Linked DNA regions of Homo sapiens: region 1 is linked to region 2. Evidence: chromatin loops called from intact Hi-C (ENCODE). Cell type or tissue: K562. All regions are shown on one strand. Each heading gives the region's core, and the rest is flanking DNA. Links, peaks and the distances in the headings are about the cores only. Region 1 overlaps NEPRO-AS1 (NEPRO antisense RNA 1). Region 2 overlaps BOC (BOC cell adhesion associated, oncogene regulated).

Region 1 (4,401 bases), core at 323-4,322, 150 kb before region 2:
AGGAGTATGTGTTCACTTCGGGCTTAAAAGACATCAAAGAAGATCAGTGGAGGAGGGAGTGGTGTGCTAGAAATCATACAGCAAATATCCAGTGGCAAGAAAAGGCACAGCATATTGGGAGTTTCAAGAAGACTGGTTTACCTGGAGAGGATTCTCATGGTAAGGTGAATTGAAATAAAATTGGAAGCTAAGAGTCAGATTGTATAGGGCCTTGAATGCCAAGTTCAGTTGACTTACACACATATAGATGAGGAAGTGGGAGGGAGGTAGCTCCCAAGGTCTCAGAAATCCAGGTGATAGGACTGAAATTATAACATAAAATGGCTCTTTACTTTCAGAATTGTTTCTAGGCCAGTAAGTCATCAATACACCCTAAGAAAATAAATTCATATGGAATTTGCCAAAGTTGTAGAAAGGATACAATCTCTAAATAAAGGGTAGCCCTTTAAGTTGAATCCATTAAGAAAAGTTAAATTATGCTTATTTTTTTCACCATGACCTAGTAAAAATTCTGTCACAACCATTGATACAGCTAAATCCCCTTTATTCCAACTCCAAGCTCCTCAAGGAACCTTGTGAATATCAGATGGAGCTATAGGAGAAGACATAAGAGGCCCCCTTAGTGCATTAGCTGCTACCCTGGTCTTGCACTTTGGTCTCTTGAGAGCCTTGCTAGCATGAATAAGCGTCCTCAAATGGGATCAGCTCTTGGGACACTGGCTAAGTTACATTTCTTTTTTCTTTTTTTTTTTTTTAAGAGACAGGGAGTCACTATGTTGCCCAGGCTGGTCTCAAACTCCTGGGCTCTAGCAATATTCCCATCTCATCCTCCCAAAATTCTGGGATTACAGACATGAGCCACCATGCCTGGCTCAACCAAGTCACATTTTTGAATCTTCAAGTTAAAGACTAAAAACCCTGGACTTGCCTTTGTGAATCCACCAAATGGCTCTTTCCAGACTCTGATTGGGGCAGCTTACCAGCTTTCCCTCTGGGCCTCCTTAAAAAGCACCCAATCATTCAAAATACACACAGTTCTGGGTGATGGAAAAGTTTAATTAATAGACTTATGTGGCTTGCATATGTAAATCACCAAGAAGTAAATATAATTAAAAACTTTACAATAAAAAACTTTAAATATTCATACATTTTTTGATGATTCAAGAACTACATTACCAAAAGACATAACCAGAATATATCAGAACTCTCAAAACGCAACAGAAAACAAATAAACCAATGTAAAAAAATGGGTAATTAAACAGGCACTTAACATAAAAGGATAGCTAGATGATAGTAAGTACACAAAAAGTTTTCAACAATTATTCATTATTAGGGAAATGTCCGTTAAAACTACAATGTGTTACCATTATATATAAAATTAAAAATACTGACAATACCAAGTGCTGACAAGGATGCGGAGCAACTGGAAATCTCATGCATTGCACATGTGAATGCAAAGTAGTAAAGCGACTCTGGACAATGGCTTGGCAATTCCTTAAAACGTTAAACATACACAATGACCCAATAATCCCATCCCTCAGGTTTTTACTGTAGAGAAATGAAAGCTTATGCTCACACAAAAACCTGTACATGCATGTTTATAGCAGCTCTAGTCAGAATCACCAAAAACTTGAAACCAACCACCCAACTATTCTTAAATAAGTAAATGGGTAACAAAACCACATCAGAATCTTACAGTATTTTGGGGGAACATAATGACCAATTAGCATCATGAAGTGGTACCATAGAAGGAAAATGGTCATATTTTTTCCTTCTGCTTATTAAAATTCCAGATAAAGTGAGGGTTCCAGATAAAGTAGGCTCCTTATGTTTATAAGAAAATGTGTAAACATTAGCCACACTGTGAGTTATGAGTGTTTGTGTTGCAGCTAAATGCACAAGTATTGAGCATGGAATGCAGGTTTTGAAAGAGCAGAAGAATAAAGCATATGAGTGGGAGAAGGAAGAGAAAGGCTGCATGCAGAATAAATAAAAGCATCTCTGTTCATCAGTGTTGACTTCAACCTCAGAACCAAAATGAAGCAACTGTATGCATGAGTATATATATGTGTGTGGTCCATGTTCATTTGGAGGGTCAAAAGCCTTTGATTAAAATTTTTTAAATTAAGACTCAGAATCATTCAGTGTTTTTAAAAACTGATCTCCTTAAGGAGAAGAATCCTATGTTTTGATGGACATGAGAATAGACAAACTTAAAGAATTGGGAGAGCAGGAGGCCCTGCCAGAGGAAGGCCTGTCTAAATCCACATACCAGTGCAAGCTGTCTTCGGCTGTCCTACGTACTAAGGGACATAGCTCAGCACAGCCAGTCCCTGTGATGCATCAGCCACTGCATCCGTAAACCAGTGACCACTTCTGAAGCAGCAGAAGTTATTTTGCTGCAAATCTATCTCCAAGATCCAAAATGTGTTTAATCGGGGTGAGCCATTAACTGAATTAAATGAGACATATGTTTACCAGCAGGTGGCAACAGAGGTAATGGTGTCTCCCAAAACGTTAAACTTGCATTATTTTATACGCCAGAAATGGGAATCTTCAAAACTTGATTGGGTCCCAACTTAACTTCACTCTATCTTACATTTGCATTCTGAGATGAAATTATTCAAGCCAAGATATTGTAACCAGAAACATAAATTTTTCTTTTATTAAGCTGATATTGTGCTTCATTTTCTAAGGGTGGCTCCTCCAGGAGTTTGATATTTTTAATTGAAAAATTGGAAAAATAAAACATTATTTATAGCCTCATGAGTTAGACTTATTTGTGGTCAAGGGAGGCTTTTAAAAGGTGAAATAAACACTATTTTCAAATACAGCTGCCTGACATTTAATAGTGGAACGCATATTCTCTTGTGAACAAAGACGAAGCAATTCGACCACTTTTGAATGTCAAAGACATACTAGGTTCCTAACTGACTCTCTTAAACCTTTGTTAATTCTTTTCACATATGAGAAAACCCTTAGGTTTCAATGGAAAAAATAAACATTTTATTCTCACATGATTTCAAAGACTATTGTAACAGGATAGTTTGCTCTAAAGCTCGTGTCCCAGATGGAAGGCATTGTTGCAAGAACATTTTACCCGACTGTCCTGATCCTAGAACTTGTAGAATGCCTGTACTTCTTTCTGTTTCACCAAACTTCCCTGATTGTCTGGCTCCTCTCTTTCGGCATAGGTTCCTGGGCTCCCGTCTAACTCTTAGTCTCATTTCCCATGGTCCCTCTCTTTTCCTGTGGTTTATCACTCCTTTCATTTCCCACAATCTCTCTCTCATAACTGGACTTGGAATACATAATTTAGAAAAATATATACGTAGAAAATAAAAATGTTATTTAGAAAAATAAAACTATTTCTTGCTATATTTTATGATCTTAAATTTAAAGGCTTGTTCAGTTCCATATTTCTAAAAACTAGAAATAATTTACTTGCCAATTATTTAACTTAATTTTTAAATAAGTATGCACATTCATGTGATTCAAAATTTGAAATGTGCAAAAGGGTAGTAAAAAATGTCCCTTCTACTCTTTCTTCTAGCCAGTAGCAACCAATGCTTCAAGTTTCTGATGAATATTTCCAGAGAGATGCATATACCAGCAATTACATATATGTGCAGGGGTGTGTGTATATATATATACATATATATGTGTATATATGTATATATACACACATGCACATATATAAGTGCATATGTGCATATATATGTGTGTGTGTGTGTGTGTGTGTGTGTGTGGATATTCTTTATCTTTCCTGATTCTTACACAAAGGACAAATGATAGCATACGTTACACAAAAGCACCTTGCTTTTTTTTTTTACTTAGCTATTATACATAGCTTGGCAATTATTCCCTATCAATCCAGAGAGAGCTTTCTCTTCCCTTTTTCATAGCCACAGAGTATTGCACTGTACAGATAGTCCATAATTTATTTCAATCTGACCACTACACATACCACTTTGTTTGTTATTAGTTAAATAATTTCTGCTTTTAGTTTCTACTTTCTTTAGGTTTATTATTATCATTCAGTTCTTTTTATTAATTCTTTGAGTCAGATGTTACTTCTTTCATTATCAGTCTTTTTATTATTCTACATATGGAAGACTATGAATTTTCCTCTGAGCACTGCTTTAAATTGCACTCCTTAGGTTCTAGTATATAGTTATTTCTAAATTAGTTTTTGGCACAGAATTGGATTAATCATCATCCTTAATTTATGTTACACTCTCATCATTGGTAAATGCATAGCCATCTTTTGTTTAGTTCTTCCATTTTTTAACATAATTTTTAAAATATGGGCCCATCACCCAATGCGTCTTGACAATAAACTCCATCTACCTATATTGCCCCTCCCATTCCCTCCCTCTGCTTCTGTCCATACTACTCCTC
Region 2 (4,401 bases), core at 250-4,249:
TCCAGGAGCAGGGCAGGGAAATTAAACAGGCTGGGGGTGACATGAGGTAGGCATCCACAAGCCAGTAGTAACAGTCTTCAAAGGTGGGGCTTGGTAAGGAGCCAGCCACAGCATTTATGTGGGAGGGATGGGGCATCGAGGGTGGCTGGCCACTTTCCTTCACTGCTGAAGGCCCAGTAGGTCTGTGGGATGTCCAAGTGGGTTCTACTGCAACATGATAAGCTGCGGTCCTCAGCCTCTGAGAAAAAGGCTATTTCTCCATTTCAGAGAAAAAAGCCCTTTTTGGTCTGTGCATTTCAAGGCCATTCACAAATTCCATTTGCTGCTCATCACACTAAGAGGCATTCTCTAATCACTCTGAAATGCCTTGCTTTGTTGAGGCTTGTCTCTTAATTAAGGAATAAGGTTGCCTCAATCATTAAGGAGCCAAATTCTTACAAACATCATCATCATAACTCTTTGTACTTCCACGGAACTTTTTCTCCAAGGAGTTTTGGGCCATTCACGCTAAGCCCATCCCATTGTCTTCCTCCATGCTAGTCTCCTTAGAAATCAGTGGATACTTGGTGAGGGCACCAAGTATCCACTAACGTTTCTTAGCTTCTCTGTGTGTGTGCCCATTCATAGGCAGATCCTGGACTCTGTCTCTAGGAGATTAAATTTAAAAGATGCTGGGTCCTAAAGCTCGACCCAGCATCATTTAAACTGGACCGTGTCAATCTGGGGGGACTGGATTGTGAGTGGGATGATTGTAACCAGAAGCCATAGCAAAGGGTGGACTAGCCGCCTAAACATAGAAAGAGCAGGGCTTCCTTCTGCGTTTCACGGGCTGCACTGACTTCATCTGCTCCTGTGGTGTGGGCTCAGTGCGGGAGTCTCTACAGTCCCAGCATGAGTGGGAAATGGGTGGCAAGTGGCCCTCCCTGTTTTGATGAGAGACCTTGGAGGGAACAGAAGTGCCCTTGTCTCGGTTGTAGGTTTCTGTCCCCTTTCCAGAGCCAGTGTAACCACCTCCACCACAGATAGAGATTGGCCCAGTGTCACTGGGTGTTGGCTCCTCGGTCAATCTGGATTTTAATGGTTCCTACTCTTTCTCCCCTCAGGGCCCCCATGCTGCTTGGGCCTTGTGCCAGTTGAAGAGGTGGACAGTCCTGACTCCTGCCAAGTGAGTGGAGGAGACTGGTGTCCCCAGCACCCCGTAGGGGCCTACGTAGGACAGGAACCTGGAATGCAGCTCTCCCCGGGGCCACTGGTGCGTGTGTCTTTTGAAACACCACCTCTCACAATTTAGGCAGAAGCTGATATCCCAGAAAGACTATATATTGTTTTTTTTTTAAAAAAAAAAAGAAGAAAAAAGAGACAGAGAAAATTGGTATTTATTTTTCTATTATAGCCATATTTATATATTTATGCACTTGTAAATAAATGTATATGTTTTATAATTCTGGAGAGACATAAGGAGTCCTACCCGTTGAGGTTGGAGAGGGAAAATAAAGAAGCTGCCACCTAACAGGAGTCACCCAGGAAAGCACCGCACAGGCTGGCGCGGGACAGACTCCTAACCTGGGGCCTCTGCAGTGGCAGGCGAGGCTGCAGGAGGCCCACAGATAAGCTGGCAAGAGGAAGGATCCCAGGCACATGGTTCATCACGAGCATGAGGGAACAGCAAGGGGCACGGTATCACAGCCTGGAGACACCCACACAGATGGCTGGATCCGGTGCTACGGGAAACATTTTCCTAAGATGCCCATGAGAACAGACCAAGATGTGTACAGCACTATGAGCATTAAAAAACCTTCCAGAATCAATAATCCGTGGCAACATATCTCTGTAAAAACAAACACTGTAACTTCTAAATAAATGTTTAGTCTTCCCTGTAACCTTCAAACTGAGTCATGTGTGAGTCAGCATTTTCTTTACATGTTAGAATTCAGTCTCTGAGTATTTGAAGAAAATACCCACTTACAATATTTTCAGGTCCATCAGAAATGAGATCTGAAAAAGGTAGTAAATGTTTCTCTTTTTTGTTTTTTAAAACAGTGAATGTCAGTTGTGCTTGGATTCATGCAGAACACATTACCGTTTAGTCCACAAGGGAACCGTTGTACAACAGACCAGGAAAAACAGGTTCATAGTTCTCTTACCAACTGGACTTGAGATGAAGTTTAGGTCATATTGAAGAAATAGAACTAATCTTTTTTATATAGGTGTGTGTTGAAGACCAAATATTTTCTCCAAAATACTGTTTAGCTAAGTGCTGTGCCACACATGGACATATGGTGCATAATAAATTCACTTCCCTTCTTTCCAAAGATACACCAACATTGCCAGAGTAGTTGACTCACTAGTTTAAAATCAACATTTACTTACTGTTGTCCAACCAAAGGATCAACCATAGATTCTTTTTTAATTGAAATTTTAAAATCTTTATATGTGGAAGTGGAATTAGATGGAGACTGATGCTTGCAATGAAAGCCTTACTACGCTTTGTGTTTTGGGGCTGGAGAGGGTGGGGGGAGCCTGTATTTTCTAGATTTCTGTAAAATTGAGTTACAGATGAAATGCCACTTGAGACAATCTCGTTAAGTGGGGGGCCAGACCCTGGCTTTTAAACATGAAGAATTTGATAAACAGGGTCCTAGGGAAGAGTCACTCTGACTGTTTAGGGCAAGTGCATCCTCTGCTGGCCAAAATAAGTATAGCACCTGCTATTCCTGACTTCTGCATCCTTTTTCCATCAAGCTCAACGTCAGAGAGAACTTCATGTGGAAGTGCAGCATGGTTTTCAGGAAAGCAGTATTTTAAAAATATTATTTAAAAGGAAGGACTGTAAGGAACAGGTAAATGTTAGGAAATGAGAAGCAGAGCAGGGAAGAGAAGAGAAAAAATAAGATACTGTGATTTCAGACAACCTGGCATCACGGCCCAGAGCTCACTTCTGGGGTGGGTAGGGCTGACGCTCTCAGTCATTGCTTTGCTATCCAGAGGCCCCCCAATCTGAGCTGTAACTCACCTTCTAGCCCCACTGGTTTTTACATTTTTTCCTTTTTCTCCTTGATGATCTAAGGTAGCTGTCAAAATGAAGTCTGGTGAACTTTTCTGAAGTGATAGGTGAAACATCTGCTTTCTGCACAGCACTGGAATCATAGCACTCAATGGATTTAGCTCTAAAGAGAAATTTAGCACATGGCTCACAGACCTCCCTAAGCTGGGGAGCCCGCTGTGGTGGGACAGGCTGGCTGGCAGGCATGAGCAACTCCTTTACTCTGAAGTTGTGACAGAGGGGCTGGACTCTGTGGTTTCTTTTTCTTCCAATGCTGAGATTGATCATCGGTGATACTATGGATGACAGTTCAGAAGAGCCAAGTTATATGAACAATTGACCCACAAGTAACTCAGTGTAGGCTGATTTTTGGCCTTACCCTCAGAGGTGAGGCTGCTCCTCTGGGAGCACAGCAGAAGGCAGGGAAGTGTGCCAGGAGCAGGATAGCTTCCCAGCCACCCTGCCCATGCCACACCCTGCTGGTCTACTTGTGTTTGAAGCTTAACTTCCCAAAGACTCAGATGCTCTAACTTAACTACAGATTTAAGACTAAGCCTGGAATCAAGTTGAAATGAACCTAAAGCTATCAACATATTTTGTCCAATTCAAAATAAAGTAATTCAGTGTTAACTGTCGTCAATTCCCAAACATGCGGAATGAAGCCCTGAATATTGTAGAATTAACTAGTGATTTAGTCCAGCTCAGTTTGGGAATAATTATCCCGATTAGCTTTCCTCTCAGTTGAAATGCACAGCAAGTCCTGATGTGGCTCTTCTGTAGACTGTAGGTCCATTCTTGCTGCAATCAGAATCAGAATCTCAGAATGGGAAGGAACCCATTCTACCAATCCTTCATTTGTCAGATAATAAAATGAGGCCCAGGAAGATAACGTAACTTCTCCTGATTCTCTACAATTACCAAGGGGATGGTATCGCCTCAAGACCTTTCTCAGAGACCAGCCACTCTCTCCAGGCAGCTGCTTCTTGTGGCTGCCAGCTCCCACGAAGGCCCCGGTGACCCCCACCTGGCATTCACACCCTGTTCAGTCCCCTCCCACATCACACAGGGTCAGCCTGTGACCCATATGACAATAGTGACGCTATGTCACTTCTGAGCTTGGGCTGTAAAAGACTGTGGCTCTTGTATACATCATTCTCTCTTGCTGTCTCCCTCACTCTTGGATCACTTGCTCTGGGAGAAGTCATATCCCAAGCGGCCCTATGGAGAGGCCCACATGGCGAGGAACTGAAGCCCTGCCTAATGGCCAAGGGAGTGAATTTGCTAATAGCCCCTCCAGCTCCAGCCAAGCTTCAGATGGCTGCAGCCCCAGCTCCTAGTGTGACTGCAACTCCACGAAA

The links. A loop is a pair of places that touch in the nucleus more often than their neighbours do. Peaks named below come from ENCODE experiments on the same cell type or tissue, not always from the same donor. Only the 100,000 strongest peaks of a DNase experiment are listed, where the experiment ranks them.
Region 1: it touches region 2 in a loop (11-fold over the local background); 93 of 110 quality-filtered maps call a loop at or near these places.

The regions. Positions count from the first base shown.
Region 1 is chr3:113,133,789-113,138,189 of GRCh38, forward strand. All of the region lies in intron 1 of NEPRO-AS1 (NEPRO antisense RNA 1), which reads left to right. Among named protein-coding and RNA genes, the nearest start is that of LOLI1, 32 kb to the left of the region's middle. In K562, for the core only: a CTCF peak has its summit at 2,490 (motif pointing right); no DNase peak of the experiment used is centred there.
Region 2 is chr3:113,285,572-113,289,972 of GRCh38, forward strand. BOC (BOC cell adhesion associated, oncogene regulated) reads left to right here. Exons shown (of 20, transcript NM_001378074.1): 20 at 1,104-1,888. The coding sequence ends at 1,291. It overlaps CFAP44 (cilia and flagella associated protein 44), which reads right to left. Exons shown (of 35, transcript NM_001164496.2): 35 at 1,359-4,401. SPICE1-CFAP44 (SPICE1-CFAP44 readthrough (NMD candidate)) reads right to left here. Exons shown (of 52, transcript NR_183050.1): 52 at 1,359-4,401. Among named protein-coding and RNA genes, the nearest start is that of BOC, 76 kb to the left of the region's middle. In K562, for the core only: a CTCF peak has its summit at 2,684 (motif pointing left); DNase peaks (open chromatin) are centred at 1,650, 1,890 and 2,680.